Linked DNA regions of Homo sapiens: region 2 is linked to region 1. Evidence: read pairs that join two places in POLR2A ChIA-PET (ENCODE). Cell type or tissue: MCF 10A. All regions are shown on one strand. Links, peaks and the distances in the headings refer to the core of each region. The heading gives the core; the rest is flanking DNA.

The links. Peaks named below come from ENCODE experiments on the same cell type or tissue, not always from the same donor. Only the 100,000 strongest peaks of a DNase experiment are listed, where the experiment ranks them.
Region 2: POLR2A ChIA-PET joins it to region 1 with 10 read pairs; 3 of 35 experiments call an interaction of 5 or more read pairs at or near these places.

Annotation. Positions count from the first base shown.
Region 1 is chr7:148,932,952-148,949,401 of GRCh38, reverse strand. It overlaps RNY5. Among named protein-coding and RNA genes, the nearest start is that of GHET1, 46 kb to the left of the region's middle. In MCF 10A, for the core only: a CTCF peak has its summit at 7,373 (motif pointing right); DNase peaks (open chromatin) are centred at 3,981, 7,381, 7,871, 8,141 and 1 weaker place.
Region 2 is chr7:148,765,405-148,781,854 of GRCh38, reverse strand. CUL1 (cullin 1) reads right to left here. Exons shown (of 22, transcript NM_003592.3): 8 at 15,132-15,294; 9 at 14,106-14,236. Among named protein-coding and RNA genes, the nearest start is that of CUL1, 75 kb to the right of the region's middle. RefSeq lists enhancers at 8,134-8,183, 8,504-9,703. In MCF 10A, for the core only: no CTCF peak of the experiment used is centred there; a DNase peak (open chromatin) is centred at 9,014.

The DNA.
Region 1 (16,450 bases), core at 2,769-10,768:
GGGGAGGCTGGGGCCGCACAGGAGCCCATGGAGTGGGTGGGAGGCTCAGGCATGGCGGGCTGCAGGTCCCGAGCCCTGCCCTGCGGGAAGGCAGCTAAGGCCCAGCGAGAAATCGAGCACAGCGCCGGTGGGCCGGCACTGCTGGGGGACTCAGTACACCCTCCGCAGTCACTGGCCCGGGTGCTAAGTCCCCCATTGCCTGGGGCCAGCAGGGCTGGCTGGCTGCTCCGAGTGCGGGGCCCACCAAGCCCACGCCCACCCGGAACTCCAGCTGGCCCGCAAGCGCCGCACGCAGCCCCGGTTCCCGCTCGTGCCTCTCCCTCCACACCTCCCTGCAAGCTGAGGGAGTGGGCTCTGGCCTTGGCCAGCCCAGAAAGGGGCTCCCACAGTGCAGTGGGGGGCTGAAGGGCTCATCAAATGCCACCAAAGTGGGAGCCCAGGCAAGGGAGGTGCCGAGAGCGAGCGAGGGCTCTGAGGACTGCCAGCATGCTGTCACCTCTCAGCATGATCTCGGCTCACTGCAACCTCCGCCTCCTGATTTCAAGCGATGCTCCTGCCTCAGCCTCCCGAGTAGCTGGGATTACAGATGTGCACCACCACACCCGGCTAATTTTTTGTATTTTTAGTAGAGACGGGGTTTCACCATGTTGGTCAGGCTGGTCTTGAACTCCTGACCTCAAGTGGTCCACCCACCTTGGCCTCCCAAAGTGCTGGCATTACAGGCGTGAGCTACCACACCCAGCTTAATTTTTATGTTTTGTTGTTGTTGTTGTTGTTGTTTGAGATGGAGTCTAGCTAGCTCTGTCACCCAGGCTGGAGTGCAGTGGTGCAATCTCGGTTCACTGTAACCTCCGTCTCCTGGGTGCAAGCAATTCTCCTGCCTTAGCCTCCCTAGTAGCTGGGACTACAGTTGCCTGCCACCATACCCAGCTAATTTTTGTATTTTTAGTAAAGACAGGGTTTCATCATGTTGGCCAGGCTGGTCTTGAACTCCTGACCTCAAGTGATCCTCTCACCTCCGCCTCCCAAAGTGCTAGGATTACAGGGGTGAGCCACCACCCCAGCCTGGGTTCTTGTTTTTAAAACAAGCAACTCCTATGTAGAAGGCATTGAGGCTAATGAAACGAATACAATTGCATACCCACTACTAAAGAAGTTATTATCTATTTGGGGATATAAGACACATTTGCAAATTATTAGGAAACAGCAAAGGATATGCTAAATGGCAACACACAAAAAAGGAATAAACAAGACTCTTTCGTGGTTTCCAGAACAGAGAGCAGACCCAAGGGAGGGGGTCCAGTCCCATGAAACTGTGGAACAGCAAGGATCTGTCTATTGGTTAGAGCCAGAAGGGATAGACTCAGCTGGACACCCTTACAAGCAGCAGAAGAAAGTCAAACGAGGTTTAGCAGTCAAGGAACCCTCTAAAGTAACTCAGTAGTTCTCTTGAGGTCTCTGGCAGGGTAACAAAGGCAGTGGCTTCCATAAGGGCCAGCCTTCAAATCTGGCATGGGCTCTGATCGAATTGCCCTTGGGCATAGCAGCAGCAGGGGTTAGCTGAAGGAGTGGAAAGTTCTAGTCGAAGTCTGATATATTACTAACTAAAAAAAAAAAAAAAAAAAAAAAAAAAAAAGTCAGGCTTTACATGAACAGCAAATTCTTAATTTGCTCCTTCGAGCTTGTGCCTTTCCTAGATCTGGCCAAAGATGGTTGCTCTGATTAATTTTACCTTCTCTTACAGGAGAATGTATGAACAAACAATATCAATTTCATGTTTCACACACTTTCCTAACCCATCTATTTGAAATATTATCTGAATAGAGGTGAAATTTTATTACAATGAATATTAAGGAACTGTTTTTGTCTAGAACTTATTATTGTATGAGATATATAACTAGAAAACAAAGTGAACAAACACAGAAGCAAGTTAGTTTTGTAGTAAAGTGCAAAGTCCCAGAAGCCAGACTGCCTGGATTAGATTCCTACTGTGCCACGTACTTGCTGTGTGCCCGTGGGCCACTCCTCTACCTCAGTTTCCTCAGCTGTAAAACAGGCATAATGGCACCTACCACATAGAGTTATCATCAGTAGGAAGTGTTATATTTTTGTTAGATACTAAATAAATAAACACAGCACAACTCATTCATTGAGGAATTGGTGCATTCAATATCCAAAGTAAATACTCTATTATCCATTTCAAAATAATCGCTTGGAAAAATTACTCCAAGGATACAGCCATTGATCAAAATGTATTCAAAATCTTGGGATACAAAGCTAACCAGGCGGCCTGCGCTGTAGTCCCAACTACTCTGAAGGTTGAGGTGGGAGGATCACTTGAACCCAGAAGTTCGAGGCTGCAGTGAGCCGAGATCGCATCACTGCACTCCAGCCTGGGTGACAAAATGAGACCCTGTCTCAAAACAAAGCAAAATAAAAACTTGGAGCCCAAGGCAGGAGGATCAATTGAGGCCAGAATTTTGAGATCCCAATATATATACATATTTTTTTGAGACGGAGTCTCACTCTGTCACCCAGGGTGGAGTGCAATGGTGTGATCTCAACTCACTGCCACCTCCACCTCCTCGGTTCGAGCAATTCTCCTGCCTCAGTCTCCTGAGTAGCTGGGATTACAAGTGCGCGCCACCACGTCAAGCTAATTTTTGTATTTTTAGTAGAGGAGGGGTTTCACATATTGTCCAGGCTGGTCTCGAACTCCTGACCTCATGATCCGCCCACCTTGGCCTCCCAACATGTTGGGATTACAGGCGTAAGCCACTGTGCCCAGCCACAAAAATATTTTTATTTTCTTTTTTTCCCCAGATACTTCAGAGATGGATACGAAAAATTTTTGTTTGTTTTTTGAGACAAGGTCTCGCTCTGTTGCCCAGGCTGGAGTGCAGTGGCACGATCTCGGCTCATGGCAACCTCCGCCTCCCAGGTTCAAGTGATTCTTCTGCCTCAGCCTCTCGAGTAGCTGGGACTACAGATGCGCACCACCACGCCCTGCTAATTTTTGTATTTTTAATAGAGATGAGGTTTCACCATATTGGCCAGGCTGGTCTCAAACTCCTGACCTCGTGATGTGCCCTCCTCGGCCTCTTTCCAAAGTGCTGGGGTTTACAGGCTTGAGCCACCGTGCCTGGCCTCGAAAATATTTTTTAAAAATTATCCAGGCATGGTGGCACGTGCCTGTAGTCCCAGTGACTTGGAAGGCTGAGGTGGGAGGATCATTTGAGCCCAGGGGTTCGAGGCTGCAGTGAGCCATGAGTGCATGCCACTGCACTCCAGGCTGGGTGACAGAGTGAGATTGCAACTCAAAGGTAAATAAAATAAAATAATAAATAAAACCAAATGAGTTTGTCTTCAGAAGCCGTGGAATATTCTTTTTGGTATCTCTGGGGCAGCAAATTTTCCTCTTTTGAAGATAGATTTGCTTTTTAAAACGGTCCAGAGTCCATCAAAGTCAAGGACGTTGAATATGATAACGCAATGGGAAGCACTGTCTTGGCAAAAATGAAGTGATGTAAAATAACACGACCCATTTTCTTGCATGGGTCACACTTCAACTTTGAAGGAGACTTTCAAAACAGAAGGGTTCCAAATATGCTTCAGCAATGGCAGCACTTCTTGGTAAAGTGCATGTATTAGTTATTGATGGCTGCATAACAAACAAACCCAACACTTAACAACTAACATTGATTTCCTCACACTAGCTGTGGGTCAGGAATCTGGCCACAGTTAGCTGGGTGCTCAGGCTCAGGGTCTCCCACAGGCTTGAAATGAAGGTGTGGTCCACGGTTGTGGTCATCTCAAGGCTCAGTTGGGGAGAGATTGGCCGCAAGCCCTCTCACAGTGCTCAGGGCCTCCCTGGCTGTTGGCTGCATATATAGCTCTTTGCCTCTGTAGGGCTGTTCAGTACGTGACAGCTGGCTTTCCCCGGCAAAGGAGAGAGGCACTTTACTTTTGTCTTATTCTATTCCTTAGAAATGAGTCAGTAAGTTCAGATTACACTCAGGAAGAGGGAATTACACAAGGGCACAAAAAAATTAGTGCCAGGAGGCAGGATCCTTGCAGAGTTCCCTGAAATGCAAGGGATGATAGCATTCATTTCAACAAGATATCTTTCTCTCTCTCTCTCTCTCTATGGTTGTTTTTACGTTTTTCATGTTCTGTAAGGATGCTACTTTTTTCCTTATATTATATACACAATATATAATATATATCATATCATATACACAATATATAATATACCATATCATATATACTATATAATATATATCATATCATATACACAATATATAATATATATCATATCATATACACTATATGTAATATATCATATCATATACACTATATAATATCTATCATATACATTATATATAATATCTATCATATACATTATATATAATATCTATCATATACATTATATATAATCTATCATATACATTATATAATCTATCATACATTATACATATCTATCATATACATTATACATAATATCTATCGTATACATTATACATAATATCTATCATATACATTATACATAATATCTATCATATACATTATACATATCTATCATATACATTATACATAATATCTATTATATACATTATACATAATATCTATATTATACTATATACATAATATATGTTATATACATATGTTATATACATAGTATATGTTATGTTATATACATAATATATGTTATATTATATACATAATATATACATAATATATGTTATATTATATACATAATATATACATAATATATGTTATATTATATACATAATATATACATAATATATGTTATATTATATACATAATATATACATAATATATGTTATATTATATACATAATATATACATAATATATGTTATATTATATACATAATATATACATAATATATGTTATATTATATACATAATATATACATAATATATGTTATATTATATACATAATATATACATAATATATGTTATATTATATACATAATATATACATAATATATGTTATATTATATACATAATATATACATAATATATGTTATATTATATACATAATATATACATAATATATGTTATATACATAATATATACATAATATATGTTATATTATATACATAATATATACATAATATATGTTATATTATATACATAATATATACATAATATATGTTATATACATAATATATACATAATATATGTTATATTATATACATAATATATACATAATATATGTTATATTTACATAATATATACATAATATATGTTATATTATATACATAATATATACATAATATATGTTATATTATATACATAATATATACATAATATATGTTATATTATATACATAATATATACATAATATATGTTATATTATATACATAATATATACATAATATATGTTATATTATATACATAATATATACATAATATATGTTATATTATATACATAATATATACATAATATATGTTATATTATATACATAATATATACATAATATATGTTATATTATATACATAATATATACATAATATATGTTATATTATATACATAATATATACATAATATATGATATATTATATACATAATATATACATAATATATGATATATTATATATTTTTGAGATGGAGTCTTATTCTGTCGCCCAGGTTGGAGTGCAGTGGCACAATCTTGGCTCACTGCAACCTGCGCCTCCCAGGTTCAAGCAATTCTCCTGCCTCAGCCTCCCAAGTAGCTGGGATTGCAGGTGACTGTCACCACTCCCGGGTAATTTTTGTATTTTTAGTAGAGACGGGGTTTCGCTATGTTGGCCGGGCTGGTCTAGAACTCCTGACCTCATGATCCGCCCACCTTGGCCTTCCAAAGTGCTGGGATTACAGGCTTGAGCCACCGCACCCGGCCGAATTTTTGTATTTTTAGTAGATACCAGGGTTTTACCACGTTGGCCAGGCTGGTCTCAAACTTCTGACCTCAAGTGATCCGCCCACCTCAGCATCCCAAAGTGCTGGGATTACAGGTATGAGCCACCGCACTCAGTGATATATATTTTTTCATAAAAAATTATTTCACTCTAAAACCTGATCTTACTCATTGTCACTCTTGGGTTTGAGTCATAGGTTGAAATTATATATACAAAAGCTAAGTTCTGGTCCATTTCCTTCACGGTGGACCTCATTTCTAATTATTTGTCACCTGAAGTGGATATTGAAGTGCCTATCACATTTAGCACATTGAACAAGATTCTGGGCCGGGCGCGGTGGCTCACGCCTGTAATCCCAGCACTTTGGGAGGCCGAGGCGGGTGGATCATGAGGTCAGGAGATCGAGACCATCCTGGCTAACAAGGTGAAACCCCGTCTCTACTAAAAATACAAAAAATTAGCCGGGTGCGGTGGTGGGCGCCTGTAGTCCCAGCTACTCGGGAGGCTGAGGCAGGAGAATGGCGTGAACCCGGGAAGCGGAGCTTGCAGTGAGCCGAGATTGCGCCACTGCAGTCCGCAGTCCGGCCTGGGCGACAGAGCGAGACTCCGTCTCAAAAAAAAAAAAAAAAAAAAGAGATTCTGGTATTCTAACTTTGTAGACTACCAGCCATTCTAGAATTTGGGGGCTTTGTATGTCAAGGCTTTTACATTCAGGACTCAGGTATTAATAGTTTAAGAAGGCTGACAGACACAAAGTGCCCGTTTTCAGCAAGCTCTCAGCAGCTTGTGAATGCTCCTCAGGCCCTTATTAACAAATGATGCCCTTTTCTTCTGTCGAGATTTAGTAATGATAGGGCCCTTTTGCCAATTTTTTCAAGGGCATTTTTTTGGAGCAAATTTACAATAGAGGGTGCATATTTTTCAATAGTGCAGCCAAGTTTATTTGCTAATGAAGAAAGCCAGTGTGTTGGACTTTTTTGATTGAATCTGAGTGTCAACTCTAAGCAACTGCTGGCTGACAACTGCAGACGGAAAGGCTGGATGAATGCCAGCGAGGAAGCCTTGCCAGGGAGGTGAAACCGATGAACACCTCCATTCTTAGCTGGTTATAAATTGGATATTGATCCGAATCTGTGAACCTATATATTCTTAAATTTTTTTTTCTTATAGCTTTCAGATTGTAAAACCTATATATTTTATATGTGAAACAAACGAACAAACTTATGCAAAAAATGTACATTATCTGCTCACTCACACCTACACAATTATTGAATTTATAGCAACAAACTGTTTATAACTTTTTTATTTTTCATTTTTGAGACAGGGGTTTCGCCATGCTGCCCAAGCTGGTCTCAAACTCCTGAACTCAAGCGATCCCCTCCCACTCCCACCTCGCCCTCCCAAAGTACTGGGATTACAGGCGTGAGCCACCAGGAGGTGGAGGTTTCAGTGAGCCGAAACCGCGCCATTGCACTCCAGCCTGGCGACAAAGCAAGACTCTGTCTCGGGGTGGTGGGGGGGAAAGTATACATACATATATGTATGTGTGTGTATATGTGTATGTATGCGTGTATATATATATATATATTTTCACATATATAGAAAAGTAACCTTGATTATAAGGTTTATTAAAAACCGAATACAATATTTAATACATTCAAAGGTAATTAAAACAAAATTATTCCTTTCGTGTAAATTTTCTTCTCAGGCATTTTGAAGGTTAATACTTCAACGCTGCTGGGAAGTTAATCTTACTAAAAGAAGCTTATAACCAATAGGCTTCCTTGAAAGTTTTTCAAATCAACTAAAAGCTACTCTTTCGTTCAAACCGTCAACTAAAGGTTACTTTTATATGCGTTTTTATTGATTTATGTAAACGTTGTCTACTACTGTTATTAGTGCAAAACAGCAAGCTAGTCAAGCGCGGTTGTGGGGGGAGACAATGTTAAATCAACTTAACAATAACCCACAACACTCGGACCAACTGTGTTATCCTGTGAGTCTCTTGTTATTTATAGTGCCTACTTAGGGTCTTTTCTAGGTAAGGAGACTTTTCAGAGCCTATGCCATGATCGTAAAAATAAAATGTGTAAAACTTTTTGATTAAACACAATGAAAACAAAACCAAATGCTCTCTCTTAAGAGAGTTTGTAAGAATTATGTTAATCAACCAAGGTTTTTCTGCATTTCACTTTTACAAATGCATTGTGGGTAGCGCCTAGCTAAATATGAAAGTAAACCCGGCGCGTGGTTCGCAGCCACGCGGGCTCCGGGCAATTGCGCTTTAGTCTGGGTGGACAGCTTCGCCGGAGCTGAGAGCCCGCGACCTGCCGGACCAGGGCTGGGCCGCGGGTCAATGATCCAGGAAATCCCGTCACTCGCGTGCCTGTGGCTGAAGCGCGGCAGCTTGTCTTGTCCGTTTCGTGTCAGTTTCAGGGCTGAGTGGCAGCGTCTGGACTTTGCGGACGCCGAGGGCTCAGATGCTGGGCTCTGGGGAGGGAGAGGGCGCCGGCCGGCCTGTCCCTCTCCGGGGATTTGCAGGTACCACCTGTCGGCTTTGTTTCATCATCAGGAGCCCCTTTGCCCAGAAATCCCGATCGTCTACACCCAGGTCTCTACTGATCAGAGATTGAGAGTGAGTCAACAGGAGTCCAACACGTGACCCCCATAAGTCTACCCTCTTTTCCCCCAATACTTGTAGATACCACCCAGTAACACCCGTGTGTGCTAAAAATCCTATTCTGGGAGTTCTTCGGCAGTTTAAATCGCCCATGAATTACTCATATTTTCTCAATCCACCGTGAGCCTGGCACATTTCTTTTCAGTAATTGATTGGGAAAGTGCAAGCCATTGGTGACCTTTAGAAGTTTTAAATGTTTATAACGAAAGGGCTAAGGACAGAGGAGATTACCCACACTTAAGTATTTTGCACCTTAAAAATGCTAGCAAAAATATGAATTTATATTCCTTCAGGGAGAAGATTTCGTCTGAGGACGTAGGCCGAACCTTGTGTTTTATATGTCATATGAATTACGCTCTGAAACTAAAATATGAAATAGATTCCATAATTAAGCCCTTTGGAATATCAGCCTCATCTGAATTATTTCTAAGGATATTTTTGCCTTTTTTGGTTTATTAAAAACTTCCTTTTGGGGAAACTTGTATAGATTTTCTGCACTTAGGCAAAATAAAGCATTTTATTCAAAATATTTCTTAGGGTTTTCCTAGAACTTACTCTTCTTTCTTCCTGTAAAGACAAACCTAGGAAATTGTTCAGAAAAAGGCCCAAGGTGATTTCCTCATAACCTATAGTGATTAGTGAGAAAAAGTTTGGATATTGGGGATTTCGGGGTTGATTTGATAATTTCAGGAAAATGAAGAAAACCTCAAATTTAAGATATTAAAATGTTTAAAAATTGTCCTAGAGAAAACGATGGTACTAAAAGCTTAAAAATTTCTAAAGATTAAGAGAGCTGACAGTGATTTAAAAAATACATTTAATCTAGGAAAAGCAGTAGATTAAGAAAGATATTAGGAATGTTGTCAAATGCTGTCTTTTAAAGGTGGATAATTGCTTTAGTGACACTTATACTTTTGGGATTTTTGTCTTATGATTAAGGTGGCAATTACATAATAGTCATCATTCTAGATTGTATAAATTATACTTTTTACATTATTTCATTATATTATATTACTGGTATCTTTTTCTTTAGAATTGATAGAATGCATCAGCTTTTAATCTCCCTTTGTAATAGTTATTTAACCTAAGGGAGATCAGAATATGCCATGCCAAAATGTGACACTTTGTCATCAGGATTATTTTGAGCTGAAGGTAATTGAGAATGAACATATAGAAAGAAACTTTCTCAGAGCTTCCCTTATCTGACTAAAAGCAGTGACTTCTGAGAAAGGAGGCTGCTATAAATTCCCCTTTTGGGTTAGGTCTACTCATAAATGCATTCATCAGGGAAGTTTTATGGCCCTGAAGGAGACCACCCATACCTGTCTAGACAGTCTCACAAACTTTCTTATCTCCTGTTTCTTCTCCTGAAAACTCCTATTTGTCTTTCCTCAGGAAACCCATTTTTTCCCCCATAATAGCCTTTCTCTCCCCTCTTTTTCCTCAACTAAGTTAGGTATATAAGCCCCAAATGCGAACCACCCCTTTGAGTTGCTCATCACTGAGCACTCCTGTGTGTATGTGTATTACACACATAAACTGCTTTTTTCCTTTTGTCAAAGGTACCTGTCTTTTGCAGCTTAATTTGCAAGCCCCTAGTTATTGAACATGAGAGTGTAGAGGAAAAGCATTTTCCCTTCCCTACAGGCCTAAAGGAAACTACATGAAATATTAAAACAAGTACTGATTAAAGGCCGGGCGCGGTGCCTCAAGCCTGTAATCCCAGCACTTTGGGAGGCCGAGGCGGGCGGATCACGAGGTCAGGAGATCGAGACCATCCTGGCTAACACGGTGAAACCCCATCTCTACTAAAAATACAAAAAAATTAGCCAGGCGTGGTGGCGGACGCCTGTAGTCCCAGCTACTTGGGAGGCTGAGGCAGGAGAATGGTGTGAACCCGGGAGGGGGAGCTTGCAGTGAGCCGAGATGGCGCCACTGAACTCCAGCCTGGGCGACAGAGCGAGACTTTGTCTCAAAGAAAAAAAAAAAAAAAAAAAGAACAAGTACTGATTAAAAAGGTTAAGGGGTTATGTGAGGGGAGGGGAGTTTTGTGGCCCAGGCTGGTCTCGAACTCCTGAGTTCAAGGGATCTGTCCGCCTCCGCCTCCCAAAAGTGCCGGGATTACAGGCATGGGCTACCGTGCCCTGCCTCTTTACTGTTTTATTGGGATGTACCTCCATGGATCTTCACTAGTATTATATCATTTCATCCTCAAAACAGCTCTATCAGGTAGTTAAATCAGATAACGTAAATATCTTCCCAGTTTATGCCTATTATGGGCATGGTGGCTCACACCTATCATTCCAGCACTTTGGGAGACCAAGGTGGGAGAATCACTTGCGGCTAGGAGTTGGAGACCAGCCTGGGCAACATAGGGAGATACCCCCATCTCTAAAAAAATAATAAACAATATTAGCTGAACGTGTTGGTGCATGTCTGTGTGTGCCTATGGCTTCAGCTACTTGGGAGGCTGAGGTGGGAGGATGCCTGAGCCGGGAGGTCGAGGCTGTGTCAGTCATGATTGCACCACTGCATGCCAGCCTGGGTGACAGAGCAAGAACGCTGTCTCAAAAATAAAAAATAAAAAAGCAAAAGAAATATCTTCCTCTAGGACCACAGCTGTAAAGAGCAGAGCAGTTTCCCTCTCAGCTTAAAAGGCTAAACGCTGATGTGCTTGCACGCTAGTGCTTGGCCCATGCATCTTTCTCTACCTCAGAGATATTATTGTAGGGGTCAAAGGTACCTAATCTAATGCCTGGGATATAGTACCTATGCTCACTAAGGTTCATTTGAATTTATTTATTTTAATTAATTAATTAATTAATTAACTTTTTGAGATGGAGTCTCGCTCTGTCGCCTAGCTTGGAGTGCAGTGGCGTAATCTCAGCCCACTGCAACCTCTGCCTCCCAGGTTCAAGCAATTCTCCTACCTCAGCCTCCCAAGTAGCTGGGATTGCAGGCATGTGCCAACATGGCTGGCTAATTTTTTTTTTTTTCCTGAGACAGTGTCTTGCTCTGTCGCCCAGGTTGGAGTACAGTGGCACAATCTTGGCTCACTGCAAGTTCCGACTCCCGGGTTCACACCATTCTTTTGCCTCAGCCTCCTGAGTAGCTGGGACTACAGGCACCCGCCACAATGCCCGGCTAATATTTTGTATTTTTAGTAGAGACAAGGTTTCACCCTGTTAGCCAGGATGGTCTTGATCTTCTGACCTCGTGATCCACCTGTCTCAGCCTCCCAAAGTGCTGGGATTACAGGCGTGAGCCACTGTGCCCACCTGACTAATTTTTGTATTTTTAGTAGAAACGGGGTTTCACTCTGTTAACCAGGATGGTCTTGATCTCCTGACCTCGTGATCCACCTGCCTTGGCCTCCCAAAGTGCTGGGATTACAGGCATGAGCCACTGGGCTCACCTGGCTAATTTTTGTATTTTTAGTAGAAACGGGGTTTCACCATGTTGGCCAGGCTGGTCTCGAACCCCTGACCTCAGGTGATCCACCCAGCTCAGCCTCTGAAAGTGCTGGGATCACAGGCATGAGCCACCGTGCCCAGCACATTTGAACTTATTAAGTAATGACCATTGAATTTTATTTTTCTGAGTTTTAGTTGTTTTGTTTGTTTGTTTGTTTGTTTGAGAAGGAGTCTGGCTGTGTTGCCCAGGCTGCAGTGCACTGGCGGGATCTTGGCTCACTGCAACTTCTGCCTCCCAGGTTCAAGTGATTGTCCTGCCTCAGACTCTCGAGTAGCTGGGATTACAGGTGCCCGCCACTACGGCCAGCTAATTTTTTCGTATTTTTAGTAGAGATGATGTTTCACCATGTTGGCCAGGCTGGTCTCGAACTCCTGACTTCGTGATTCGCCCACCTCGTCCTTCCAAAGTGCTGGGATTACAGTCGTGAGCTGCAGCGCCTGGCCTGAGTTTTAGTTTTAAAACTGACCAACACTACATTTGTGTCCTCTTTTCAACTCCTGTTATCCAAAGCATTTATGCTATAAGTAATACCTTCTTTTTCTTTTGGCTATTTAGTTGAATATAACCAGCTTTGTTCACACAGGTAGAGAAAGACCTACAGTCAGCCCTCTGTTTCCGTATTCGTGGGTTCTGCATTCATGGATTCTTTTTTATTATTATTTTGAGACAGAGTCTTGCTCTGTCCCCCCAGGCTGGAGTGCAGTGGTGTGATCATGGCTTACTGCAGCCTTGACCTCCTGGGCTGCAGCAATCCTCCCACCTCAGCCTCCTGAGAAGCTGGGACTACAGGCACATGCCACCATGCCCAGCTTGCTTATTTATTTATTTATTTAGAGACGGAGTCTTGCTCTGTTGCCCAGGCTGGAGTGCAGTGGCACCATCTCGGCTCACTGCAAGCTCCGCCTCCCAGGTTCATGCCATTCTCCTGCCTCAGCCTCCCAAGTAGTTGGGACTACAGGTGCACGCCACCGCGCCTGGCTAAGTTTTTGTATTTTTAGTAGAGACGGGGTTTCACCGTGTTAGCCAGGATGGTCTTGATCTCCTGACCTCGTGATCCGCCCGCCTCGGCCTCCCAAAGTGCTGGGATTACAGGTGTGAGCCACTGTGCCCAGCCTAATTTTTTTTTTTTTTAAAGAGACATGAGTTTCCCTGTGTTGCCCAGGCTGGTCTCAAATTCCTGGGCTCAAGGGATCCTCCTGCCTCAGCCTCCCAAAGTGCTGAGATTACAGGCATGAGCCGCTGTTCTGGGCCATTCGTGGGTTGTCCATCCGTGGATTCAACCAAATGCCCATCAAAAATATTTGGAAAAAATATTTTCCAAATGTTTACAATATTTACATTGTATTAGGTATTATAAGTAATCTAGAGATGATTTAATGTATACAGGAAGATGTGCATAGGTTATATGCAAATATTACACCAATTTATATAAAGGACTTGAACATCCATGGGTTTTGGTGTCTGAGAGGGTCCTGGAACCAATCCCTTGAAGATACAGAGGAATAACTGTATTGTATTGGCCAGGTGGGTCACATGTAGGAATGAGACAACTCAGGTGTGTACACATAGTGGCGCTGGGAAGAAGGCAGCCTGTTTCGGCCCTGCTGTGGCTGTTCTGCCTCTGGCGCCATCTTTCACACCAATGCATGGTGGCTGCAATTTAAATCCGATGTGGAAAATTCAAGTAGGTAATAAGAGCCAAGTGGTGCCGAAGGTTGGCCCTTGTAGGCCTGGAGGGCCTCAGGCTCAGTGTTGGCTCAGTGTTTATTGTCTGCCCTTCTGTTGCTGGGCATCCCAGGGCCCACATGCCAGGGTACACAGGCATTCTGAAAAAGGTGCAATTGCTGTTTCTGATTAGAAGAGCAATATATGATTATCGATAAAATTTGAACATGCAGAAAAATAGCAAGAGGAAAATAAAAATTACTTGATACGCTCATTACTCAGAGTAGTTATTTTCTTCCAGTTCATTGTCTTTGCATTTTTCTTTAGTTGCAGTCACACTTAATAAAATTTTCTTACTTTGTTACATTTGCTTGAAATATATATAAGTTAGCTGGGTGTGGTGGCTCACGCCTGTAATCCCAGCACTTTGGGAGGCTGAGGCGGGTGGATCACCTGAGGTCAGGAGTTTGAGACCAGCCTGGTCAACATGGTGAAACCCCATCTCTACTAAAAATACAAAAATCAGCACGCCTGTAATCCCAGCTACTCGGGAGGCTGAGGCAGGAGAATCGCTTGAACCCAGGAGGTGGAGGTTGCAGTGAGATGAGATCATGCCATTGCACTCCAGCCTGGGCAACAAGAGCGAAACTCCATCTCAAAAACAAAAAACAAAAACAAAAACAAACGTTAAAGGCCAGGCACAGTGGCTCACGCCTGTAATCCAGCACTTTGGGAGGCCGAGCTGAGTGGATCACTTGAGGTCAGGAGTTCCAGACCAGCCTGGCCAACATGGTGAAACCCTGTCTCTATTAAAAATACAAAAATTAGCTGGGCGTGGTGGCGGGCACCTGTAGTCCCAGCTATTTGGGAGGCTGAGGCAGGAGAATTGCTTGAACCCAGGAGGCAGAGGTTACAGTAAGCCGAGATTGTGCCATTGCACTCCAACCTGGGTGTCAGAGCAAGACTCCATCTCAAAAAAAATAAATACATAAAGTTAAAGTGGGCACGCGTGGTGGCTCATGCCTATAATGGTGGCTCACACCTGTAATCCCAGCACTCTGAGAGGCTGTGGTGGGAGGGTTGCTTGAGTTTAGGAGGTCAAGGCCAGCCTGTGTGAGACCCTATCTAAGTTAAAGCACTTCCCCGTACGTTTAAAATCTCTTCATGGGCATCGTTTTCCTTGCTGTGGCCTGCCTGCCTTTTACTCAGTCATACCCCCACTGGTGAACACGCCAGTGACTTCCAGTTTTCACTGTTTTACATAATGCCAACATGTACATCTGAGTTCATGACTCTCAACTGGGTTATTTCCTTAGTATTTTTGGAAGTGAAATCACCAGGTCTCAGCATACTCTTCAGGTTATCGTAACATCTTGCCAAGGACTTCTCAGAAAGACTATGAGCATGAATAGAGGGTTCTTGACTAGTGCCTCACCTTAGTGAGGTTTTTGGGAATGACCATTTTTCTTTTTTTTTTTGAGACAGTTTCGCTTTTGTTGCACAGGCTGGAGTGCAGTGGCATGACCTTGGTTCACTGCAACCTCTGCCTCTAGGGTTCAAGTGATTCTCCTGCCTCAGCCTCCTGAGTAGCTGGGACTACAGGCATCTGCCACCATGCCCAGCTACGTTTTTGTATTTTTAGTAGAGATTGGGTTTCACTATGTTGGCCAGGCTGGTCTCGAACTCCCAACCTCAGGTGATCCACCTGCCTCGGCCTCCCAAAGTGCTGGGATTACAGGCGTGAGCCACTGTGCCCAGTCATGACGATTTTTCTTTTTCTTAATCTTTGAACATTTGAATGGTGGCAGTGGTTTCTTGTGGCTTTAATTTGCATTTTTAATTTAATTTAATTTAATTTTTTGAGGCAGGGTCTCGCCCTGTCACCCAGGCTGGAGTGCAGTGGCATGATCACAGCTCAATGCAGCCTCAACCTCCCGGGTTCAAGCGATCCTTCCACCACAGTCTCCGGAGTAGCTGGGACTACAGGTGTATGCCAGCATGCCCAGCTCATTTAATTTGCATTTGTTTGATTTGCAGTCAGCATGAACTTTTTCCATGTTTACTAAACATTTCCCCTTGAATGCTTTCCTTATTATTTGCATATGCTCTAATATATATATATATATTTTCTTGAGATGGAGTCTCACTCTGTCACCCAGGCTGGAGTGCGGTGGCACGATCTCAGCTCGCTGCAACCTCCACCTCCCAGGTTCAAGCGATTCTCATGCCTCAGCCTCCAGAGTGGGATTACAAGCTCGCACCACCACACCCAGCTATTTTTTGGTATTTTTAGTAGGGGTTTCATCGTGTTTGTGAGGCTGGTCTCGAACTCCTGACCTCAAATGATCCGCCTGCCTCAGCCTCCCAAAGTGCTGAGATTACAAGCATGAGCCACCCGCCCCCCGCCTCTCTAATATAAATTTTTGAATAATTAGCTGAATCTGTAGCATACGCTGAAAACCTTTCCCTTGTTTGTTGCTTGCCTTTAATTGTATGATGTTTTAATACATAAACATTTTAGTTTTTAGCAGTCACGTCATTTACTCTATGGTTTCTTCCATTGTTTTTAAGTGTAGAACGTTCTTCCCATTGATAATTCAGTTAAATATTCCCTTACCTTTTTTTTCTAGATTTTGCTCTTATTTTCACTTAACTGTTTAATAATTTAATTTTATTTCGATGTGAGTGATAAGAAACCAGCTT
Region 2 (16,450 bases), core at 4,233-12,232, 170 kb after region 1:
TGCAAGAATGACTTCACCCTTAGCAGCAGAGGGGCTACAGATCCACACTTAGAAGGCCTTGCCCACCTGGCAGCCTGACCACTCGGCCTGCACGGCTTCCCTGCCACACGCCTTCACCCTCATTCCCGAAAACGCCAGCCTCAACTTACTCACGCTCTTGCTTGCGACTTGTCATTGGTGGACTCCTCTGAACCAGTGATGTCTCTATGTTGACTATAACGTTTCCAAATTATAATACTTTTCTGTATTTTCTCAAAATGTTTTGGCCATTTTTCCTCAGATTTGTAATTTGGAAAAATACCAATTTCCCAAGGAATGCCAGGAACAACTTCTCACATGGAAAGCCAAATCTCCAGGAGTAAAGAAGTCTTCAGACTCCAATTCCAAAATTCTTTCAACTACAGCAGTCTGGCTGGTGAGATGGGAGGACTTGCATGGAACCTACTAAAGGAAAAGTGTCAAAACACTGGCCTTGGCCGGGCGCGGTGGCTCATGCCTGTAATCCCAGAACTTTGGGAGGCGTAGGCGGGCAGATCATGACGTCAGGAGTTCTAGACCAGCCTGGCCAACATGGTGAAACCCCATCTCTACTAAAAATACAAAAAAATCAGCTGAGGGTGGTGGCAGGCGCCTATAATCCCAGCTACTCGGGAGGCTGAGGCAGGAGAATCGCTTGAACCGGGAGATGGAGGATGCAGTGAGCCGAGATCGCGCCACTGCATTCCAGCCCAGGTGACGGTGCGAGACTCTGTCAAAAAAAAAAAAAAAAAAAAAATCTGGCCTTGAAAATGTGAATTTAGCATTTGAGGTTCAGAGAAAAGCCATTTAGGAACTGGTCAAGAAGCAGACAACACACTAGAATAATATACGGGAGAGAATTTTAAGGAACTAGTCAGCAAATAGAGAAAAGATGTTCAAAAGGGGAGTAGATTTAGCATTCAGGAGGTAAACAACGAAGACAGGTTATAAAACAGAGAGGAGAGAGATCAGCTGGATCAAATGGATGTTTTTTCAAGAAAGCAAAGAACAAAGGTTTGAGGTTTAAAAAAATAAAGTAGTAATGGGTTTGATTCAGGACCCTCTGTGTATTCACGAGAGCTTTTCACATGTAAGAAACAGGACATCTCCCAGGGCTTGTCCCTAAGGGCTCATTCAACTCCTATATGATTTCAGTTGTTGTTATACCTAGGACGGACACATTCACATCCACACCAAACTTCCCCCAGGTGAGCCCGTGTGGCCTGCCCTGGGCTATCATGGGATTTCCAAAGCCTATGTCACGAATGGCCTGATCTGCTCCCCAGTCCTGTGTTCTCTGGAGCTCTTCTCGGCAAGTGCCACCACTCACCCAGCGGCTCGAGCCAGGCACCCAGGACTCAGTTCCTGCTTTCCGACTCATGAATCCTGTGAATCCACTCAATCCATACAACCCGTCCATTTCTTTTCAACGTTTTATTGTGGAAAAAATTCAAATATATTCACAATTAGAAAGAGTAGTAAAACTTACCCCATGTACTCATCATTCAGTTTTAACAAATATCGAAACACAAAACCTGTCCATTACAAAGCCAGTGTCTCTGCATCATTCTTCTCTCCATTCCCCGCACGACCAGCCCAGTCTCCAGTGGGCCACTATCACTATCTGAACCACGACAACAAACCTAACTAACCTAACTGGTATACTTGTGTGTTAGTCAAGGTTCCCTAGAAGGACAGAACTAACAGGAGATATATATATATACGGGAGTTTATTAAGTATTAACTTACACAATCACAAGGTCCCACAATAGGCTATCTGCAAGCTCGAGGAGCAAGGAGAGCCAGTCTAAGTCCCAAAACTGAAGAACCTGGAGTCTGACGTTCGAGGGCAGGAAGCATCCAGCATAGGAGAAAGATGTAGGCTGGGAGGCCAGGCCAGTCTCGCCTTTTCACGTTTTTCTGCCTGCCTTATATTCGCTGGCAGCTGATTAGATTGTGCCCACCAGATTGAGGGTGGGTCTGCCTTTCCCAGCCCACTGACTCAAATGCTAATCTCCTTTGCCAACACCCTCACAGACACACCCAGGATCAATACTTTGCATCCTTCAATCCAATCAAGTTGACACTCAATATTAATCATCACAACTTGTAACAACTCTTCTTCCTTTTCACCCACTTTCTACATGGCAGCAAGCACATATATCCCGTCGATTCCATGACTGTATCACTCTCCGTTGGTTTCCTCTTGCACCCTCAGGATTAAGCCAATATCATCAATACAGCTTTCAAGGTTTTCCCTGGTCTGGCCAGCCCATGCTGCCTTCTTCGTTCTTAGAATGGGCTGTGTGTACGCCCACTGAGGGGCTTTGTTGTGTCTGGGATCCCCCTTTGCCTAGCTAGCTCTAACTCTTTTCTCCATCTCAAACACTTTTTTCAGGGATGCTTTCTCTGAATTTCCAAGATAGGCCGAGGCTGCCCTGTTAAGACTTCCCAAACCCCATCCCAACACTAATCACACCTGCCAATTCCTTGCTGGGTACATCTCAGTGTTGCCCACTGGGACCGTGTCTGCCTGCTACCACTGCCGTACTTCTAAGTACCTAGTGAAGTGGCATTCATCAAATAATCTCCTAAATGGCTAAACCAGGAACATAATGATAATCACAACTGAATTGCGACCTTTTATTCCATACATTTCCACTAAAAGGATAATTCTAAAGGCCAATTTCACGAAGAGAAAATCACGTTAAGAGTCTCACATAACTTTTTATCTTACTCTTTCTTAAAAAGGTAAACCGAATATGGCATACAAGAGGTGTGAGGGCATCATCTCATGGAGAGCTGGTATATATTTACACACAATTTCTGGGGATCAGTTGTGGTGCTAAGTGATACTTTAACACTCGAACACTTCCTAGTAACCCAGCACCATTCAAGAATATTGCTAAAGAGGAATAATGGGGTGCTACAGGCTCGAGGGGAGCATCCTTCACCATTTCATCTACATAAACTGGTGCTCTCCAGGCTGAGGGGACAGATCTGACAGTCCGTGGAAAGCTGCTCTTGCCTACACTACCTCTGAGGGTACATTCAGCCTCCACATCTTTCATCCAGCCAGGGGCTAAAGAGAGCAGATCAATTACAAGAGCTTTAGGAGAGTTCCCTGAGGACAGGCAGTCAACAAGAACAGATCAACCTCAGGACACCAGGACCTGGCTTGACACTGTCCACAGTCTTACCTCTAGATAATTTTTCCTTAAAAAGGGGAGAGAAATGAGGCCCCACTAAGTAACAAAAACATATCGTGCAGTTGTTTGGGGGCAGTGTCATTCTTCCCATTAGCATCAGCACTTGGTCTTCAAGTAACATTATCTCCATGCAAAACACAGAGAAGCAAAGGCTTCAGAAATAAAACCATAGAGAGTATGTGTGCAGACCATGCACTTGGACCATTATCTGGGAAGGTGCTCAATGGTATCCCCACCACCCAGCATGGTTCTGAGGTTCCCACCACTACCAGTCTGTGCGTGCTCAGGGGAAAACATTAATTTTGATATTAATAGGCAAAAAAAGGGGGACATAAATGTTAGATCTCAAAAATCATTTAGAAATAATCTTGCATTTTCTTAATAGGCCTTTTCTACTGTATCATCTCACCTCTTTCAATAAGCAGAAACCAACAGTTCTTCAGATGGAGCATGGTTTAAAGTTTAAAATACTGAGACAAAAACACTAACAATTCAGTAAGTGCTCTCTTTCCTCATTCTTCTTCTTCTTCTTTTTTTTTTTTTTTTTTTTTTTTTTTGAGACAGGGTCTTCTTCTGTCACCCTGGCAGGAGTGCAGGAGTGCAGTGGCATGATCTCGGCTCACTGCAACCTCTGCCTCCCTGGTTCAAGTGACTCTTCTGCCTCAGCCTCCCAAGTAGCTGAGATTACAGGTGCATGCCATGACACCCAGCTAATTTTATCTTTAGTAGAGACGGGATTTCACCATGTTGGCCAGACTGGTCTCAAACTCCTGACCTCAGGTGATCCACCCGACTCAGCCTCCCAAAATGCTGGGATTACAGGCATCACCCACCGTGCCTGACCTTCATTATTTTCATGGTGATGTCCTGGCAATGTTAAACAATGCCAGCAAGAAAATGCTCCTCCCCCAAAGCCTCTATTGGTCTAAATTCAAAAATGTTGCTGCAGTTGCCCCTGGATTTCAGGGGCACGTAGGATTGGAATGAGCACATTTTAAGTCTTCCCTTTACTACGCATCATATGACTACATGAGAGTTAATTTGGAGAACTCTCCAACACGTGCAGACTCAGGTAAAACATTTGTTTGAAGAGGGAGTTCCTCTGGGTTCCCCAGGACTCACATGACTAATAATAAACCACTGGTTGACATCTATGGACTACTTCATCCAACAACAGCAGAATATACTTTCTTTTCAAATCCACCTGCCTCAACCTCCCAAAGTGCTGGGATTACAGGTGTGAGCCACCACGTCCAACCTTTTCTCATTATTTTAACCGGCCTACCTGCTGCTACTTTTTGCTTCAATCATCAATATCTATCTTGGAATCATGGCTCTGCACCTCAGACCACAATTTTTAAATCTTTGATCTCATTGTCACCTTTGGATTCTGATCTACTATCTACACATTCCTGATCCCAGCACCATAACTGTGTGGGTTTCATTTTGATTCCGGCCTTGGTTACGCCCCCTGGTTGTTCCCCTAGTCCTGGCTGACACCTACATTTCCTTTAGTTCAAGGTGAGGCTGAAGTCCTTGTTTTCAGCCTTTCAGAATGTACTCTGTAAATGTGGAGGCTGTAGGTGGACTAGATTTAGGGGCTGAGTGTTTACAGACGAAAATGTTAAACTTTGAAAGCAGAACTAAGACTTGCCAGGGAAGACTGACTTCTCTGAAGAGAATGAAAAGATTCCCCAGGTAGAATGTTTCAGAAAGGAATAATTAAGTTAGTTCTGAAATAGAAGTAGTGTATAGGAAGATGAGTATAGGGCTGCCTGACTCAGTGAGGATGGACAGGAAAGAGAAGTTCATGGGCAGGGTCTCTAATTGGCCTTGAGCCAATCAAGGGTTACTTCAGTACTTATTTAAACTACAATTTAGTTGATGTGGGTATAAAGTCAAATTTGGGTAGGGACGTGCATCCATAGTGGATTTGCTTGTGAAATGATTAAAGTCTTCCCTATAATTAAGAGAAAGAAGGGTGTATGTTGGATATAAAAATGACAGCCTCGGCCGGACGTGGTGGATCACACCTGTAATCCCAGCACTTTGGGAGGCTGAGGAGGGTGGATCACCTGAGGTCAGGAGTTTGAGACCTGCCTAGCCAACATAGTGAAACCCCATCTCTACTAAAAATACAAAAATTAGCCAGGTGTGGTGGCACATGCCTATAATCCTAGCTACTCAGGAGGCTGAGGCAGGAGAATCGCTTGAACCTGGGAGGTGGAGGTTGCAGTGAGCCGAGATCATGCCACTGCACTCCAGCCTGGGTGAAAGAGTGAGACTCCATCTCAAAAAAAAAAAAAAAAAAAAAAAAAAAGCCTGGTTATGTTAGACTCCAAAATGACAAATGTGTACATTTTCGTTTAGGGAAAATGATTATTCTCTTCGTCTCATGGCGTCCTGGACAGGAGGCATCTCATTTAAATGTTAACCAAGGCAGAGGGGGGTCTTCCTGCAGTAATTTACGTCTGAAAGTAACACTCGGTAGAGGTGTAGTTGTTTCAAATTAAAAATTCAGCCTGTAGAAAAGGGTAGGACTGACGAATTATGACATCTGACAAATTAGCAGTTGACCGGATATTTAAGAAATCAGATAAAATAAATGGAAGTGGAATTTTTCAAATAAATGACTCATTTTTTAATTAGGTAAAAAGTTCAGCCACTCTTGGGTACTGTCCCAAGGCATAAGTGATAGGAAGATACCATCTTCAAGGTACTTACAGGCCATTACCGACCTGAACTAAAAATCAAACCTTTTTTTTTTTTTTTCTGGTGGTATTTTAATGATTCACTGTTTTCTTTAGCAGGAATATAGATTTAAAAATGTATTCTTTAAAAGTTTTAAGGCAAGGTCATACGAATTTCTCAGGGGAGGGAAACAGACAAAATAAATCCAAACCATCCTTGTTTCTCTGAAGTTATGTACCTGTAATTCACAAATTTAGCTACGTGCTATATGAATCAATGTATATTATCAGCATATATCAGCTTTTTGTGTAATTAAATGTCTGACTTACTGTACAAAACCGTGCTTCCTTTTGTCCTAAAGACACTCTTTCTCCTTTCCAACATCCACTCAATCAAAACCTGCACATTTGTTTCTTAAAAAAATGTTTTAATATAGAAAATTTTCAATATGTTCAAAATGAGAAAAGAATAGTAAAATCAACCCCCATAAACCCATTAGCCAGCTTTAAGGAATAGCTATGGCTCTAAGAGTCTATGAGTTTCTCATCTGACCCTCTTCCTGTGTGTGTAAGCTGACTTTATCCATGTGTATCCTATCTCCTTTGAACAAACCAAGCTGGGTTACACTCCAAATGTAAGGTTCTGTAGCTAATTTTATCAATGACTGGACAGTGTTCTTTTCTTACCATCCAGAGAATGTTTGCATCAAGACTCAGTTATTTAATCACGCACTTCACTACAGAAGAGAAAGGGGATCTTGGATGTCTAAACTAAACCCAAACTCAAATCTACCAGAAGTAGCTGGTAGTACATTCGTCTGTTCACTGGTCTAAGTTCACACATGACTGGGCTTTTATAATTATTTCTAACTCAACTTCCCAATCTAAATCACAGAACTTTTTCTGCTAATGTACTCGGATCTACCCCTTAGTCTTCCATTGAAAAATAACTTGCCGGAGCTACCTAATTTCTGCCTATCAAATTCTCTATCTGATGTGCTGCCTTTTGTAAGTATTATACCATCACCCCAATCCTGGAGCCAGCTACTGAGAGCAGCTTCTGAAAACCTCTCCTGTTTCAACACAGCATTTCTCTCAGAACTGCAAATAAAGTTCACAACATTTCTCCCCAGTCAGTGTCTGCAGCCCAACACTCCAATGTTAGACCCAGCAGCCCTGCCGGGTGTTGAAGTATCTCACAGACCCATCTCTGTTGGGCCACACTGCAATACCTGTTAGGCTGAGGACACTAAATCAAGATATGGTTTCAAAGAGGACTTGTGCTTTTTTGTTGCTACTTCTGCCCTGAAGACCAAGTGTAAGGAGATATTCTCTTATAGCCTGATTTATGTTCATTTACAGAGCTGTCTTTGTGGGGGAATACAGTAACATCCAGACTGCTGAGCAACTGTGTGTTAAACATTCAAAATGGAATCAATTGTATAGTCAAGAATTAACAGGAACTTACAAGTCTGCATTATTTGACCCTTCTCCTGAACTTTATTTTGGCATTGTGCTATAAGCTGGTGTCATGGAAAACTATCAAACTACCCAAGGACTTGACATCCTATTTCCTTGTGAGTGTACTGCTGATGATGCTGTCCACGGCACTACCATGCTTTTTAGGATGAGCCACTGGAGAAAGTATCCTCAGCTCTGACCATCAAGAAAAATCATTCTTCTGAGTTACTAGCCGATCGTACCCCACGGCGCTGGCTGTCTTTAATGGCAAGCTCTCTGTACTGACTACAACGATTTCGAGGCAAATCATGACCTACCTCTAACAAGAGTAACGGACTGCATTGCACACACTTTGAGAATTATATTAAGCTCTATTTTGTGTCTCATATCCTTATTTTGCTATTCTCCGATTTATTTAATTTATCTTATTTTATTTCACGTATTGTGTGAGCAGCCCCAAGTCCTTTTCGGAGCAATGGGAAGTGTAACTAAGATGTAAGTATACTGATAAGGTGTCATAATAAGCTCTGAGGACACAAAACTGGATAGAGCCATCTCTGCTACAATAGAGGGACGTTCACACGGACATCTAAAGCATAAAGCAGTGTCACATAAACAGTCCAATGTGCCATTATTTCAAGGGGGAGATGCTACCATTCCAAGGTGACTGAGAAAACTTTTGAGCTGGGTTTTGAGAGATAAATAGGTATTTCACAGGTAGAAAAAAGAAGGACTGTCTCTAAGAAGAGAAGACAGAAGAACTAGGAAAGCAGAGTGAGGCAAATTTACACAATGGTGAGTTCCAGCTGAGAAGACACACGCAGCGGGGTCAAGAGTCGTGCAGCCGAGACGGCAGCCCTGCAGCAGACGGCCTTCACCATTATCATCCACAGATCCTCGCTGGGTAAGAGGCTAGGCCCGAAACCACAGAGCATAAAACTATAATGAGGCGTGAGCTTCGCTCTCAAGGGCTGTACCACCCATGGTGCAGTGACAGGAAGCACAGGAAGTTATAACCACATGTACACTTGTAATGAGAGTTTTACAAATAGGGCTTAGGATAGAAGAGTTAAGGTCAGCTCTTTCTAGAAGGGAGGATTTGAGCTGGCCTTAAAAGCAGGACTAAGACAAGCAGAAGGTAAGGATGACTGTGTTATAAGTAGAGACATTAGCCAGAGTTTTGGGGTAGGGGAATGATATTATAATAGTTTCACTGGAAGACAGGGTTCATGAAAATGTGGGCTAATTAGAGGATTTTGATTTAGTGTAATATTATGATTTATATTATCACAAGGAAGGGCTTTATTCTGCTTTGTTTAAAACAAAGGATGAAAAGAACACAGAGTAAAATTATAAATGTATTAAGTGGTATTTCTGAAAGACGAAACTGCTAATTATCATGAGGGATGAATGGGAATGGGAGAGATGTGGGGCCATTTGGGAGGTGCAGTGATAAACGAAGCCCAGATTAAGATGGTAGCCTTGGGACTGGAGAGAAAATGCATAGAAAACAGTAAGAGCCAAGGGAGGAGGAATTCCCATGCTCCACTGACTCATCCCAGAAGACAGAGGAGGAGACAGCTTGCTACCGAGACAGGCAGGCTGCTTACTGCTTTGAGGAGGATTCTGAGGCTACGTCCAGACCCTGCAGGAAATTATACCCTATTAGATTACTAATGCTTATGATGAACAAGGCATGAGGGCAGGGTGACTCATGCTACACAGCTGCCACCTCTGTGCTAAGGAATGGAGAAGAGGTGAGTTTCAAATGAACCTGCAATGTAGGCACTAAACTAGGCAGATGAGGTCACGGAGATGTGACAAGGACAAAGGCAAGGCATTCTAATTCAGAGTTCTTGACATCACGTCTACTACAGGAATGCCCTAAATGCTTGCTAAAGAAATGAAACAACGATTTCAGTTTGATCTGCAAAATTTGTTTGCCCTTTGATTTGAAACACTGACCACATCATGCAGCTAAAAATACTCCTCAATTTGGGATAATGTTTCAATAAGCCCATCATAAACTGAATGTGTGGGTTTTTTTTTTTGTTTTTTTTTTGAGACGGAGTCTCTCTCTGTCACCCAGGCTGGAGTGCAGCAGTGCAATCTTGGCTCACTGCAACCTCCGACTTCCAGGTTCAAGTGATTCTCCTGCCTCAGCCTCTGGAGTAGCTGGGATTACAGGTGCCTGCTAACACGCCCGGCTAATTTTTGTATTTTTAGTAGAGACGGGGTTTCGCCATGTTGGCCAGGCTGGTCTTGAACTCTTGGTCTCAGGTGATCTGCCTGCCTTGGCCTCCCAAAGTTCTGGGATTACAGGTGTGAGCCACTGCGCCCGGACCTGAATGTGTGACAGTATTTTCAATGTACGATGAGTTTATTGAAAGTATCATAAATGCCTATTGTTTTCATGCCATTTTAAAGTCAAAAAAATCATTAAGGTGAGCCATTCTAAGCAGGAGACTGTTTGCAGTTGCTTTGGTCAAATAAGAAAAATTAAGAGCCTAGCACAGGGCCAGGCACACACAGTGGGCATTCAATTCTTTTTAAAATGACCACGTGAAGGAATGGTCTCTGCTTTGAAGATGCTCCCCTTCAAGCCTCACTAAGTGAATGGAGGCCATCACCTTCTATATTTTAATATAGACTATTTTTTGATACATTCCCAACCTGTTCCTGGGCCAGCAATCATGCATGGGGTTACTTGCCTATTAAACAAGCCATTTCTCCTATCCCTTGCTCAGCTCGAAACCAGTTTGAAATCTCATCCTTGAATATTTGTGTGCAAGGTTCCCAAAGTCCTCCTGGTGCCCCAGTGCAATAGGCTAATTGATCGCCTCACATATCAGTTGAGCACAAATGCCCTTGATCACGAGGCTCTCTGAAGGCTGGAGAGAACGCTTCCAAACAGAGTGGAATCCTGACGGACAGTCCCCTCCCCACTCCGAGGTTCGGAGGGCTCTCTCTTCAGTTTCACGTCACTGAGGGCTGCCAGCTTTTAGGTGGCGAGAGGGAGATGCCATGAGGGAAATTCCCCTTCAGCCAGTTTTCCAGAAATAGCCTTTAATGTTTAAATTGGTTTTAACTAGGGAAAAGATATGCCTTAAGAAAAATTCATAAGTAGGTTCTAAAACTTCGAACACAAAAAATATTTGACTTACATGATAAACTGGAAACCTCTACGAATTTCAGTCTAGGCCAGGTATTAGCAGTAAAGCTGGTTTTCTAACCAAATTAGTGGTATAAAAGGATTAGCCAGATAAAAAACTTTTTTTTGGCCTCTCAAAGGAGTTTATTTCATCAAGAACAGCTTCAGTGTAACATATATAGTGTTCTAGTCCAGAGAAAGACACGGGACTGATATTACACATTTTTGCACTTAAAAAAAATCACTTAGGTAGTGCCTTCTATGGCATTTAATATGCTAATTATAAATGATTCTCGTACACTATGATTCAACTTAATTAGGCAAAAATTTTTAAACTTTAAAAATTGTGTTCTCAAGGTAATTAAATCCCACTTAAAATCATGTACAATGATTCTAACTTTTACTAACCTTTTTTTCTCCTGATTTTTCATAATCAGTGGGTTTTTGAAAATAATTATGGTTGGGTTACAATGTGTCTTTTACATTTACCACATAAATGATAAAAACTAAAACCTATTTAAAAGTATTTGTTTTTTAGCAGCTGTGTTTCTTTCTTACAATAAGTAATCAAGCACCTACTGTGTGCCAGGCTATGGCCCGGGCACCCACGCTCCCCCTGAGCTTCAATTCTGTGGGCTTTCCCAGAGATGGCGAATGGAGGTGGCAAGTGTGAGCCCAGAGCAGGGAAGGGCACGAGGAACCCATGCACCAGACAGACAGCATTCCAACAGAAGGAGCCAAACGGCAAGTTTACAAATAAGAATAAAACTGCATTTTAGGAAACACTCCTTTTGCAGAAAATTGGAAAAGTATTTGCTTTCCCGAACATTTTACTTCATAAGCACAACAATTAAAAAACTCAGAGTTTCATGAGTTCAATGTAGAAACAGTGCTTATGTAAATAATAACTAGAATCAGTAACTTACTAAAAAAAACTAATATTTGACTTTTGTGAGTGAAGGCAGATGCAACGTGGGTTTACTGAGCTATAACTCTTCTTCACGGGAGAAAATCTTGTTTTGGTTCTTAAATTCAGGTTAATCAGTGGCTTAGATTTAAGTAACACAAGCATTGTTTAAAAGCTTGATTTCTCGTAAAATGTAACTGCTGTTAAAGGCAGTTTATTTGTGCTGTCATTGCTGACGGATGAAGCTTCCTCAAATAGAGAAATGATTTACATAGAAGGTATACTTTTGCTTTAACTGATCGAGTTAGGTAAATGTCAGATTCAAGACTCATTGACAAAGTCAATCGGCAGCATTTATTCAGTGCCTAAAATATCAGGCAGCTGATTGTATCCAAGAAAGAAACAATGGAACATGAGAATCATAGTTGATTATTTCTCCAATTTAGCACCTTACTTTGGTTTGGAAAAGATGAACATTAGAATTAACGTCCCATCTTTCCTATAAAACTGAAAAAGTAATTTATAATGCTTTTTTTTTCTTTCTTCCTTTTAAAGGAGACAGGGTCTCACTACATTGCCCTAGCTGGTCCCGAACTCCTGGGCTCAAGTGACCCTCCTGCCTCAGGCTTCTGAGTAGCTGGGACTATAGGTACACACCACTACACCCAGCTATCATGTTTATTTTAAATCTAACTATATTCACATAGAACACGAGTTCCCTAAGGCCAATCTCATACCTAGTATATAGCAATTTAAATGAAAAAAGCAAAAACTGCTTCATTAATCTATCTGATGAAATAACAGACTTCCCACTTAACTCATTTCAAGGAAAGTCAAGTCATTTACTTGGCTCTGCTGCCCATATAGGTAAATTGAGTTCTGAATCAACAACTGGGAAGGCACCTTATATTACTGAAAAAATGTCTTCACCGAATTGACCCCTTCTGAATCACAGGAGGGTGAGCGTTTTGTGTGTGTGTGTGTGTGTGTGTGTGTGTGTGTGTGTGTGTGTGTGTGTGTGAATCAGGCCCTTTAAAGGAACATTTAGCTTGGAAATAAAGTCATAAAAACTGAAGGGTAATTTTGAAATGAGTTTTTAAATTAAAAAAATTATGTGTACTCATAAGAACGTGCAGCAGTCATCACTGCTGAGCAATTATGTGCCCTGATTTAAGCACTTTACATGTATTGTTTATTCACAAATATCCTATGGGATAGGCATTATCATTCTATTTAAAAAAATAAAAATAAAATAAAATGACAGAGACAGAAGTAACTCGCCAAGGGTGAGATAGCTGTCAATGGTGGAGCTGAGATCCGAGTGCAGGCAGCCTGGCCAGGCTCTGTAATCACCACACGGTAAAGACACTGTATGTGCCGACACTGAGGACTCTGTACTTAAGTTTTTACTAAAACCTAGAGATCTTTTTCATAAAATCCACGGCTGAGCCAGTTCCCTCCCATCTTGTGAGCATAAAATTGTTTTAAAAACCTAAAGGAAAGCTTTATACTCAACCCTTTAATAATTCATAGAGGCGGCTGAGTGTCAGCAGCAACTCCCAAAATTAAACACGGAAAAGAAGCCTTCAAAAGATAACAGAAAAATAAGGATTAAAAAAATACTATTTTTGATAATGCTATCAAAAATAATCATTAAGCACAATAAAGTCAAAACAAGAGAAGCTTTCTGCATTCAGATGTAAGAACCAATGTGTTTTAGAAACTTTTCTTCTCGGCCGCACGTGACGACTCACGCCTGTAATCTCAGCACTTTGGGAGGCCAAGGCGGGCGAATCACCTGAGGTCCGGAGTTTGAGACCAGCCTGGCCAACACAGCGAAACCCTGTCTCTACTAAAAATACAAAAATTAGCCGGGAATGGTGGCGAGCGGCTGTAATCCCAGCTACTTGGGAGGCTGAGGCAGGAGAATCACTTGAACCCAGGAAGCGGAGGTTGCAGTGAGCCGAGATGGCACAACTGCACTCCAGCCTGGGCAAGAGAGCAAGACGCCTTCTCAAAAAAAAAAAAAAAAAAAAAAAAGAGCTTTTCTTCTCTATTGTTCTCCCAGTTACAACTGAAGTTCACAACAGGAGCAAAACTGAAGGCAACTCATTTGTGTCTTAAAAACGCAATTATTTCCAATGTGAAATTATCACCTGAATTACAGATGACCTGAATTACAGATGACCTAGCAGGAATATTCTATGTAGCCCTGGGGAAGCGGAGGGGTGTAGAGAAATGCTATAAACTGCAGGGCCTCTCCAGAGTACAGCCCTGTGGTCTTCAGCCAGAGGCTACTATCCAGATCAAAGTTCCTGTAAGGCACAACCTGTGGACTGTGAGTGGCAAAGTAACAGCTTCCAGGAGCCTTTTGTTTCTAGGGAAGCAGCTTCTTCTAGTGAGTGCAAGGAATTTAACAGTGAGAAGGCATAAAAGGAAAAAAAAAATAACATTATTAACGCCTAAAAAGTGCGAGGGAAAAACTTACGGAGGTATTTACTAAACAAAGATGTCTGTGAACTATCTACTTCAAAAAGACAAAACATGGTTCTCAGAGTTCTAATGAAAATGGTACCATTTAGATTTGGAAGTAGAGACGCATAACATATGCTTGCAGTTCGCATGTGGAAATAATCAGCCTGACTGATTTTCAATGAAATCTCACTTACATTTAAAGCAGCTTCTCCACACTTTTCAATGGCTGCAAGACCCTGATTATGAATGTGTGTCTCCAACAGTTTTTTCAATTCTCCTAGGCCATCCTGGATTCTAGATACAAGATTATACATGCGTCCCAAATCTGAAAGAGGAAGAAACCCCTTTTATGCACTGAAAAAAATTTTGCATATCCATTCTACTAATTATGTATTTATACTGAGATGAAAAATACTCTGCAAAAGATAACCATGTTTTTAGACTTTAATAATCAATAGCATTTAATTATAACCAAATATTCTCTATTTGGTATATGTATATTTTGCTAAAAGTAACAATGAAATTGTTACTATTTACTATAAATTTACTATTGTAAATTTATTTTCCCCCTTACTGTGAGAAACCACTAACTTAAGACTAAGCAAAAAAAAAAAATTATCAGAAACAACTCTAATGCTTCCTAAAATTCTCAAGATTGAAATAGTATTTATGCCTGACACATAATAGGCACTCAAATATTTGTTTAAAAATAATGAATACATTTAAGGAGAATATGGATTTCTATCTCAATTATAAAAACAAATGAGTTGAGAAAAGGTCTCCCAAATTGATTTAAGACGTGTATACAGCATGTGGTTACTTTAGGAGGACCATAGAAGAAAAATCCAAACTTCAATCTTTTATTGAGCTCCTAACATGCCCCAGTAAAACATGGGAGTGGTTAAGGGAAATATAAGATGACAGTCTCCTCATCTCAGAGAATTTTCAAAGGAAGAACAGTCAAGAAAAAACTTGGGGTAGCATCATTTAATGCTAAAGTGTATGGAGCAAGTCATATTCTAAATACACTCTTCCCCCTAAGTCAAACCAAAATGCTCTGCAGAAGTCTGAAATTGGCACATAACGATGTACAAACACATGCATCTTTTTAAAACTGACATGGGCAAGTAATGCCGTTGACTCGAGAGTCTAGAATCAAAAGCAATATCAAAACTACAGATAATTATAAATACCTACATTTTATGAGTCTTGTGGCTCACCTTCATTTTTGTCAGCATCCAATAAATTCTGAAATTCTGTGTGGAAAATTTCCAAGTGTTTTTCAATGAGGACTTGTTCACATTTCCTTGCTAATTCATCTTGTGTGCTTTCATGAAGGTAAACCTGAACTCTTCGTTGTTCCTCAAGCAGACGAGCCTCTGCCTGGAGAAAATTAATTCAAGTGAATGGTTTTGATTCATTGGTAAAGAACTGTTACAATTCTTTAATATGTAAATTAAAGGAAACTGAAAAATGGCAAATTAAATTCACATGCCAGCTCTAATAAAATGCGATTAAGAAAATAAGGGAGGGCTGGGCATGATGGCTCAGCCACTTTGGGTGGCTGAAGCAGGAGGATTGCTCGAGGCCAGGATTTTGAGACCAGCCTGGGCAACACAGTGCGACCCTGTCTCTAAAAAAAAAATTAGCCAGGTGTGGCACGCGCCTGTAGTCCTTCCTAGCTACTCAGGAGGCTGAGGCGGGAGGATGGCTTGAGCCTAGGAGTTAAAGGACATAGTAAGCTATGATTGTGCCACTGCATTTCAGCCTGGGCAACAGAGCAAGACTCCGTTTCTCAAAAAACAGAAAGAAAAAGGAAAAAGTTCTTTGATTTTACGGTAAACAACAACCATATTTAAACAGCCACTGATGTCTGCCATTTTCTCTGTAATACGTATTTCCATTTCAAACTTCCTTTTTAAGTGCCCTAACAACATCATCGTTATTAACAGTTAACATGTCTTTACATCATTTTGATCCCTCAGAGAATGGTATTTTATCTTTTTGAGGTAATGTCTCTGCCACTCTAAGAAATGAATGCATCTTCTGTGCAGATACTAAGATGTGGTACTTTAGATTAAAAACTACTTGAAGCCAAGAGTCACACAAATATAAGCCCTGAAGTGATTACATGGAAATCATCATCAGAAATCAGACTGTTCAAAAATTTAGAGAGAAACTATTAAATTATCAAAGCAAGGAAGAAATTTCAATAAATTATTCAGGTGATCTGAGTAAAGAGAATTATATTTTGCATTATAAAAATGCCAATACTCTCCAAAATGATTTTTGTTTTAAATATATTTTTTTCAGAGACAGGATCTTGGCTCTGTCTCCCAGGCTGAAGTGCAGTGGCACAATCATAGCTCACTGCAGCCTCAAACTCCTGGGCTCAAGTGATCCTCCTGCCTCAGCCTCCCTGTGCAGCTGGGACTACAGGTGCATGCCGCCATACCCGGCTAACTTTTTAATTTTTTCTAGAGACAAGGTCTCACTATGTTGCTCAGGCTGGTCTCAAACTCCTGGCTTCAAGCAATTC